Regions from separate parts of the Homo sapiens genome. Here region 1 is linked to region 2. A link is an interaction called in ENCODE POLR2A ChIA-PET data of the cell type or tissue named here. Cell type or tissue: A673. All regions are shown on one strand.

Evidence for each region. Peaks named below come from ENCODE experiments on the same cell type or tissue, not always from the same donor. Only the 100,000 strongest peaks of a DNase experiment are listed, where the experiment ranks them.
Region 1: POLR2A ChIA-PET joins it to region 2 with 5 read pairs; 5 of 35 experiments call an interaction of 5 or more read pairs at or near these places.

The regions. Positions count from the first base shown.
Region 1 is chr15:41,068,516-41,073,515 of GRCh38, forward strand. INO80 (INO80 complex ATPase subunit) reads right to left here. Exons shown (of 36, transcript NM_017553.3): 11 at 4,913-4,980; 12 at 3,334-3,543; 13 at 1,952-2,032; 14 at 1,055-1,150. Among named protein-coding and RNA genes, the nearest start is that of INO80, 45 kb to the right of the region's middle. In A673, no CTCF peak of the experiment used is centred here; no DNase peak of the experiment used is centred here.
Region 2 is chr15:41,008,953-41,013,952 of GRCh38, forward strand. The region is part of intron 27 of INO80 (INO80 complex ATPase subunit); the gene reads right to left. Among named protein-coding and RNA genes, the nearest start is that of INO80-AS1, 5.3 kb to the right of the region's middle. In A673, no CTCF peak of the experiment used is centred here; DNase peaks (open chromatin) are centred at 2,719, 3,099 and 4,979; H3K27ac peaks cover 819 bases.

The DNA.
Region 1 (5,000 bases), 60 kb after region 2:
GCACCATTACACTCTAGCCTGGGTAACAAGAGTGAAACTCTGATTAAAAAAAAAAACAACAGCTGTGTGCGGTGGCTCATGCCTGTAATCCTTGCGTTTTCGGAGGCCCAGGCATGTGGATCACCTGAGGTCAAGAGTTTGAGACCAGCCTGGACAACATGGTGAAACCCTCTCTCTATTAAAAATACAAAACAATTAGCTGGGCATGGTGGCAGACACCTGTAATCCCAGTTACTCAGGAGGCTGAGGCAGGAGGATTGCTTGAACCTGGGAGATGGAGGTTGCAGTGAGCCGAGATTGTGCCACTGCACTCTAGCCTCGGCGACAGAGTGAGACTCCATCTCAAAACAAAAACAAAAACAAGACATGTATTAAAAAAAAGAAATGAATTATTTACAATAGATTTAAATGAAAAGAGAAATGCCGTAAATGATAGGATGTGTACTGATGGTATGATTTGTCAAAAATCTATGTTAAACCAAATAAGGTAGATGTTTTCTACCGTGGCAGTTTGACCACGAGTATCCATTTATCAGGCTAAATGCAATATGCACTCATTGTTCCCAGCAGTAAGTTTTATAGTGATTATATGCAAGTTATTTTGGAACAATGTATATTTTTGTTTTTGTGACGGAAGGAGTCTTGCTCTGTCGCCCTGGATGGAGTGCAGCGGCACATTCTCGGCTTGCTACAACCTCCCTTCACTGCAACCTCCCCTCGCCCCCTCACCCCCCTGGCCCTGCCCCGTTCAAGCGATTCTCCTGCCTCAGCCTCCTGAGCAGCTGGGACTACAGACACATGGCACCATGCCCGGCTAATTTTTTTTTTGTATTTTTAGTAGAGACGGGGTTTCACCATGTTAGCCAGGATGATCTCGACTTCCTGACCTCGTGATCCACCCACCTCAACCTCCCAAAGTGCTGAGATTACAAGTGTGAGCCCCCAAGTCCGGCCAAAATTTAAAACTGTTATGAGTAATTAGTAGGGCAAGAAAAGGAGAGTCAAAAAGTTTATTTTAAAGAGCAATAGATGTTTTGGTTGGACTGATATTTACCTTAAATTTAGGAACAAATCTAGTAAACTCCTGGTGCCAATTGTTAAGTGTAGACGCAGGTGAAATTATTAAGAAAGGTCCCCAAATGTTCTCTCTCTGCAACAGAAAAACCCAGTCAGCCAACTACAGGAAAAGGGAAGGTATTTAATTCAAAATTATAATTAATGACAAGAACAATCTAAGAATAGGAAACAAATAACAAGAGAAACAGTGAGTAAATCCCAAATCTGCACATTCAATAGTAATATCCTATGTTAATAATAAGAACATAAAGACACACCTGAGAAAAAAATGGCAAGCAACTATTCCCTCTTCTGACCTCTTATAGGTCTTATCCACAAAGCATTCATGACACACTGACTTGTATGTATTGTTTTCTACTATACTAGTTATCCGACAATCTTGTAGTTATTTAATAGGTATAGAGCTTTTGCTTTTTTTTCAGTTTTACGCATTTTTAAAATTTAATTCTTATAAAATTCCTATAAAGTAGATAACGTCTCCATAGAAGAGGAAGAGGAAGAGGAAACTAAGCCTCAGAGAGTTAAGTTGAAAAAGAGGCTAAATTGCCCAAGTTTACACTGGTAATAAGAGTAGAGCTGAAATGTTAGGCAAGGTGTTCTGATCTAACTATATGGCCCTTGCCACTACACTGGTGGTAATTAATGCAGAGCGGAAAGGAGTGTCTCAAAATCACATGCTCAAAAATTGTCCTAGCCCTCTTAAAAACCAAAAAGTTATAAAACACTGTCCCCTTATAAAGCTCTGAGGCAAGAACCCAGTCCCACTATCTTGGAATGCTACACAGCTTAACATAGTGCTTTTAAGTGGCTGATTTTCAACAGAAATTACCCTAAATTCTAGAGAAATGAAGATAGAAAGATTGCATCTACCCACCTCAGCCAGATGGGCCAGAAGGGCAATGCTCTGTACTGTTTTACCAAGGCCCATTTCATCAGCAAGAATGCCATTAATACCCTGGGGAAAAAAAATACATGGTCAACACCTCATGCATTTCATCAAATAAAGTTCAACCTGTTACCAAAAAGAACGACCAAGATAACAGGCTTGTTTAAAGAGAAGTGACCAGAGATACTCAGCCTCAGCACTTTTACCCACTGCTATAGTAATTGCTTTTGCCAATGCTACAGCTACAACTATGAACCATGATACATGAGACAGGGCAAGGCCAATCTGTTAGCTAATACAACCCAGACACAAAAGCAATTAGATTTACCAAGTCCATATAAGACAAACCATAAGAAATACACAAATATTCTCCAGTAGGATCTCCAGGTTACAAAAAAACAAAAAGACATCAGCTGGGTGCAGTGGCTCATGCCCGTCCCGGCACTTTGGGAGGCCGAGGCAGGCATATCGCATGAGCCCAGGAGTTTGAGACCAGTCTGGGCAACATGGAGACAGCCCGTTTCTACAAAAAATACAAAAATTAGTCAGGCGTGGTGGCATGTGTCTGCAGTCCCAGCTATTCTGGGGGCTGAGGCAGGAGGGTCACTTGAGCCCAGGAGTTTAAGGCTACAGTGAGCCATAAACGCACCACTCCACTTCAGCCTGGGTGACAGAGTAAGATCCTGTCTCAAAAAGAAAGAGAAACAGAGACATCCTTCTGCCTCTTGTCAAAGGATATAGCTTTTTATTTTTTAATAAATCTACATTAATTTATTTTTAATTATACTTTAAGTTCTAGGGTACATGTGCACAACGTGCAGGTTTGTTACATATGTATACATGTGCCATGTTGGTGTGCTGCACCCATTAACTCGTCATTTACATTAGGTATTTCTCCTACTGCTATCCCTCCCCAGGATACAGCTTTTTAAAAGGGTGAAATCTAAAACATGATCTTGTACTCATTTCCTTTTTTTTTTTTTTTTTTTTTTTGAGATAGAGTTTTGCTCTTGTTGCCCAGGCTACAGTGCAATGGCGCCATCTTAGCTCACCGCAATCTCCGCCTCCCAGATTCAAATGATTCTCCTGCCTCAGCCTCCCAAGTAGCTGGGATCACAGGCATGCACCACCATGCCAGGCTAATTTTGTATTTTTTTTTTTTAGTAGAGATGGGGTTTCACCATGTTGGTCAGGCTGGTCTCGAACTCCCAACCTCAGGTGATCCGCCTGCCTTGGCCTCCCAAAGTGCTGGAATTGCAGGCATGAGCCACCGCGCTCAGCCAGATCTTGTACTCATTTCACAATCACATTGAACAAATGACTTTAGGAAAAGAGATAATAGAAGAGAATGACACGGTTCTAAAATTCACCTGTTCATATAGATTGGCCAACCAATTCATGCCTTTCAGTTGATAACCTTTCAATTTGCCATTAAAAATTGTGGGCTGTGGAATATCCTCACCAGCCCGGATAGATGGGTTAGCCAGGCTATAACTCTCCCCAAACCCAGTGCCAGACTTGTTTGCTGCCCGTAGGGCAGCTGCTCGACTTTCTTTTGCATCTTCATCAAATGACCTTGTCTGGAAAGTAAAAAAAAAAAAAATTAGAAAAAAAAAAAAGAGGAAAAATATTACATGAAAATAAGACTCAAGATAACAATATATCTACCCTGTGCTAAGAAAAATAATTGGAACAAAATTTCTCATAATCTGATAATATAACGTAGTATCATATGACATCATTTCTATAAAACATATTACTAATATTATTTAATGTAACAATTATATTAGAAATTGGGGAAGGTCACATTCGTCTATCTTTGACTTACACTCTGTCAATGTTAAATAGGGGCTCCTATGCAGTATATTAAAAACAGCAAATTTTTTACTTAATTCAACCTGATTGTAGTTTCTTTCTGATTTTGTTAAACATCACTATATCATACATAACAAAGAGCTTGGGCCAGGCGCAGTGGCTCACGCCTGTAATCCCAGCACTTTGGGAGGCCAAGGCGGGCGGATCACGAGGTCAGGAGATCGAGACCATCCTGGCCAACATGGTGAAACCCCGTCTCTACTAAAATAAAAAAAATTAGCTGGGTGTGGTGGTGCGCACCTGTAGTCCCAGCTACTCAGGAGGGTGACAAAGCAAGACTCCCGCCTCAAAAAAAAAAAAAAAAAAAGAATAAATAAATAAATAAATAACAAAGAGCAAGTTATTACTTAAGTGAAAGAAGGCATTAAATAACGTAGCAGTTTTTTGAAACCATGATATGGCTCTCTTAACAAGCCAAGAGTGTGGTCTTTTTCTTTTTTTTTTTGAGATGCAGTCTCAATCTGTCGCCCAGGCTGGAGTGCAGTGGCACAATCTCGGCTCACAGCAAGCTCCGCCTACCGGGTTCACGTCATTCTCCTGCCTCAGCCTCCCGAGTAGCTGGGACTACAAGCGCCCTCCGCCACCCCCGGCTAATTTTTTGTATTTTAGTAGAGATGGGGTTTCACCGTGTTAGCCTGGATGGTCTCGATCTCCTGACCTCGTGATCCACCCACCTCAGCCTCCCAAAGTGCTAGGATTACAGGAGTGAGCCACCACGCCCGGTGAGTATGGTCTTTTTCATTAAACATCTATGATACATTTCATACTGTATTGCCCATGATTACTCAAGAGAAAGAAAAAAAAATACAAACTGTTCTAACTTGAAATTAACACATTGCTAAAGCTAGAAAACTGAATATTCGTTTTTCTGCCTTTCTTCTAGTATCCCTACTAATCTAAAGTGAAAGAGACCCAGCTCCACCCCCTACACACAGCTACTCACACACATATACACAAGCTAGTCTATGCTTTTAATTGCAAATGTGATTAAGACTAAAGGAAGACCACCTAAGTAAAGGCTTGTGGGGTATTTCCAGGGCCAATTACAGTAAACCTTTCTATCTGAAGACTCACCCGAGCTTGGTGAATATGGTAAGCATTTTCAGCATTCTTCAGGGCCTGGGCTTTAAAATGGTTACTATCTGAAAAGCAAAATTTATGG
Region 2 (5,000 bases):
TCTCCCAGGTAGCTGGATTATAGGCATGCGCCACCATGCCTGGCTAAGTTTGTATTTTTAGTGGAGATGGGGTTTCACCATGTTGGTCGGGCTGATCTCAAACTCCTGACCTCAGGTGATACATGCGCCTTGGCTTCCCAAAGTGCTGGGATTGCAGGCATCAGCCACCACACCTGGCATAACGTGCGTTTTAATAACATTTGATTCGAAAGCATTAATTTTGAGAAACACTATTGTAGAACATATGCGGTTTTTGTTTTTAAGTTCCTTATACTGTTCTTTTTTTTTTTTTATTATACTTTAAGTTTTAGGGTACATGTGCACAATGTGCAGGTTAGTTACATATGTATACATGTGCCATGCTGGTGCACTGCACCCACTAACTCGTCATCTAGCATTAGGTATATCTCCCAATGCTATCCCTCCCCCCTCCCCCCACCCCACAACAGTCCCCAGAGTGTTATGTTCCCCTTCCTGTGTCCATGTGTTCTCATTGTTCAATTCCCACCTATGAGTGAGAATATGCAGTGTTTGGTTTTTTGTTCTTGCGATAGTTTACTGAGAATGATGATTTCCAATTTCATCCATGTCCCTACAAAGGACATGAACTCATCATTTTTTATGGCTGACATATGCGTTTTGGTTTTGTTTTGTTTTTGAGGCAGGGTCTTGCTCTATTGCACAGGATGAAGTATAGTTTTCTTGGATCACTGCAGCCTCGACCTCCTGGGCTCAAATGATCCTCTCACCTCAGCCTCCCAAGTAGTTGGAACTATAGGCATGCACTACTATGCCCAGCTAATTTTTAAATTTAAATTTAAATTTTTATAGAGATGGGGGTCTTGCTATGTTGTCCAGGCTGGTCTTGAACTCCTGGGCTCAAGTGATTCTCCTCCCTTGGCCTTCCAAAGTGCTAGGATTACAGGTGTAAGCCACTGTGCCCGGCCAAACATACCTGTTTTAAAAGCATCGGAACACTTTCTTCAAGCAAATTCTTACACGGAACCCCTCTAATATATAAAATAGATAAAAGCATCGCTATCCTGACTGATAAAGAGTGGCCATCTCCGCTTAATATCTACTGGTCCTCTAACACATCCCATCAGTCTGAAAACCACTGTTTTACTATACAAGTTGAGAAGACAATGCTCTGCTTGCATGCCACTGATTAAAAAGTAGGACTTACAGATCACATCCACACACCACATCAGTGGCATGCAAACAGAGCTGCCAGCATAACTCAAGATAGTTTTACTGAGCATTCACTAACTGCCAGTCACTGTTCTATTTTACCTGGTTATGTTTATCCAATCATTATGGCAACCTTTAAGGTAGGTGCTATTAAATATTTTTTTAATTTCTCTTTTAATTTTTTTTCCCCCAGGATCAGAGATCACAATCAAAATCTTCATGATCTGTTCTGTAACAGCTTCCAATCACCTCCTTTTTAAATTTTTTTTTTTTAGATTTTTAATTTTCATGGGTATATAGTAAGGGTAGGTGTTATTATTGTCCCTCCTATCTTACAGATGTTAAGGTCCCTAAAGTGACACAGGCAGTAGGTGGCAGACCTAGGACTGAAACTCAAGCAGATTGGTTCCAGAGTCCATGGCTTAACCCTCCTACTGTTTCCCAGATGGAAGGGATGATCAGTACTACTAAGATGAAAATAGAAAGGGAGCCCCATTTAACCCTAAGGTTCTTAATATATCCTGTCCATAACCTGATCTATCATCATCATAAAGGATAATTGGACACTTGAAAAAATAAAGGCAAATGTTTATATATCCTATTACCAACCTTTCATTCTGAAACTTCTATTCCAAAGCTGGCTCTGACTTTCATTTTAACCAGATTTCATTTTGATAAAACAATTTAGGGGAAGGACTCAATATGGTCCACAAACCTGCAGATCTGATGTAATTTTATTTTCTTGGACATGCTGTTTTCCATCTTTTGGGGTATATCATTAGCAAAAGGCTACTCTATTACAATTTTTCTGCAGTCCAAGCAAATTGAACCAAGAGTTAAATATGACAGCCGTAATTCCCTTATCTAATACAGAGCCCTTTGGAGCAAGACTAGCAAAAGGCAATCATGGGCCCAAAATAATCTGACTTCAACCTACTCCTGTTATTTCCCTTTCTTCTATGCCATATGTTCCAGTCACAATGGACTACTCTTGTACCTTTCTATCTCTCTTTTTACATCTGGCTTCCTTAGTCTCAAATTCCTTTCTCCCTGATGGTTGAAATTCTATTTGTTCTTAAGTTCAGATGCCACTGTCTTTGTGATGCTTTCCTCAAGAGTGACTCAGTTAGAAATAAACATATCCTTCTTGCTATCCTCAGCTCTGTTCACGCTTCATTTTGACATTAGTATCAGGGTACACTGACAGGTATTTGTGTATGTATATGTCTCCTCCACTAAATAGATTCCTTAAAGTCAAACATCACGTCTAACTAATATTTGCATCTGCCTAGCATTAATGCCTTGCTCAAAGGTAGCATGGAGGAAAAAAGAATTTAAAAAAGCTTATACACAGCATGGTTGTAAGCTGACAAATTTCCTTCTACAATTCTTAAGACCTAATAAGAACTCTAGTTAACAGTGGCCCCAATTTTCTTTCTTTTTTTTTTTTTGAAAGGAAGTAAAGTACACTTGGAAGAAGGCCAAGAAGGCAACTTAAGATATCAAGTGTGCCAATCCAATTTGCTTTTCATTCCATGGGGCATTTTCAGAATACCCAGCTTCCCAGTATCTTCAGAATCACAGCTTCCAAAGGTAACCTGCATTTCTAAGAGAGGCCAACTCATAAATGACAGAATGTCTGCTCAGGATAAATCTTCCCCCAGTGAGGCACTGCGCTTGGATAGATGACTGAGCAAGTTACACAACCCAGGGTCTCAAATGTCATTATGTATGGATTACCTGGATTTAATTCTATATTACACTATTATCATATGTTGGTAGAGTTCAAGATTTGTCTGGATTTCAGTATTTAACAATTACACCACATATAGCATAAGCTGATTAACTCTTTCCAAGTACTCTTTATTGTATAGGAAGTATCAAGTGGCCTATTTCCTTAAACTACAAACTCAGTTGCTAGATGCAATAGGAATGAAACTCAAAAGAGAAGACTCAGAGATAAGTCATCTGTAATAAGTTAAAAGCTCTTTGCTACTAGAATACAGAGAAGAGTCCCTAACCATGGTAAAACTGGTGGTAGCAGGAAAAGTTCTGCCTGACATCCAGCTGGATACCACCATCCCAAATGCACAGGGATTATGTGTTCCCCTAGTATGCCCAACAGCCAAGATCCTATAGGTGGCCAGGCGTGGTGGCTCACGCCTGTAATCCCAACACTTTGGGAGGCCAAGATGGGAGGATTACTTGAGGTCAGGAGTTTGAGACCAGCCTGGCCAACATGGTGAAACCCCATCTCTACAAAAATACAAAAATTAGCCAGGCGTGGTGATGCGCGCCTGAAATCCCAGCTGCTCTGGAGGCTGAGGAAGAATTGCTTGAACCCGGCAGCTGGAGGTTGCAGTGAGCTGAGATCCCGCCATTGCACTCCAGCCTGGGTGACAGAGCGAGACTCTTTTTAAAAAAAAAAAAAAAAGATCCTATAGGCGATTCAGTAAATATAAAATAAACTCATAATGACATTTATTGATCTATGATTTCCTCACCTATTTATGTCCTTGGCTTCTGCCCGTGGCAAACTAAAAACTCCTGGCTTGGAAATTAAGCAGTCTCCTCTTCACTATTTTTGTTTTTCTTAGTGCCCATTTGTTACAGCAAAAGCACTCTCCTTTTAAAAATCCCCTATCTAGAAATACTACTATTTGGATGCCATGTGAAAGAATACAACATTTCTGAATATAGTCTATTTGGAAGAAGATCTGATATATACACAAGAAATTTAAAGTCAGATTTTTACCCAAGGGAAAAAGGAAGCGATCAATGACTTTAAAAAATACTGTGCAAATAGTAATGTCCAAAACTAGTATTTCTCACAGAATGGAAACCTGGCCATAGAGAAGTATGTGAATTCTTAATGTCTTCTAGTTCTGCCAAGTCCCAGAAACAGACAGCCAGCCATGGCTAAGGCACATAACAACAACAACAACAACAACAACAACAACCACCACAACAAAAACCCAAAAAGGCTGTTGGATGAAAGAGAGTTGCTCACATACTCCACAGCAACACAGAGCTTTGATACCCGCAATGTGAGTTTCTAACTCTTACTCTATTGGAAGCATTTCTTTCTCTCTTTGAAGAGGGTATACGATTTCAAGAGAAAAAGGAAAATCCTGAAATAAAAACAAAACAACCAACATTTTGAGACTTAAGTTTGTGTTTTTTCTTAAGATCAAGTATACTCAATGGACAGGATCTATTCAGAAGGTCCCACTGCAAGATCATGTACCAGGTCATGCTTTAATGCTGAAACATGGCTTTAATGAATGTTAATACTCAGAGTTTCTATTATGAAAGTGACTGAAAAACACTCTTTCAAAGATAAAAAAACGCAGACCTAGTGCTGCACCATCTCAAGTCGTACAATATGTTTATATTTCAATCAATGATTAAATATATGGTAAACACTTTGGGCATTGTAATTCCATGCTCATAAATTAAATTCTATTTCAGTACTAATCTCCTGGAATACAGAATGTGGTTCATTTGAGTGGGTAATATTAAAACAAATTAAAAATGAATAAACTTTAAGAAATTAAAGGAAGAACCATTAGTGTAGTATTAAGGAAACCAGAGAAGAATTTCATTTTAGTTTTTAAAACATACAAATAGTTGCAACATTTTCTGGTTTCAACATCCAAGATGCATGTTATACATATGGCTAAGCAATGTCAGCAGTTGTGAAATTCAGGCTTTGAATTTGCATTTCCCTAATTTGGAATTCCCCTTAGAAATACATCTATGTTTAGAGAGGTTCTCAAGCTGCTTGTTTGCAAAACCTACCCACTAGG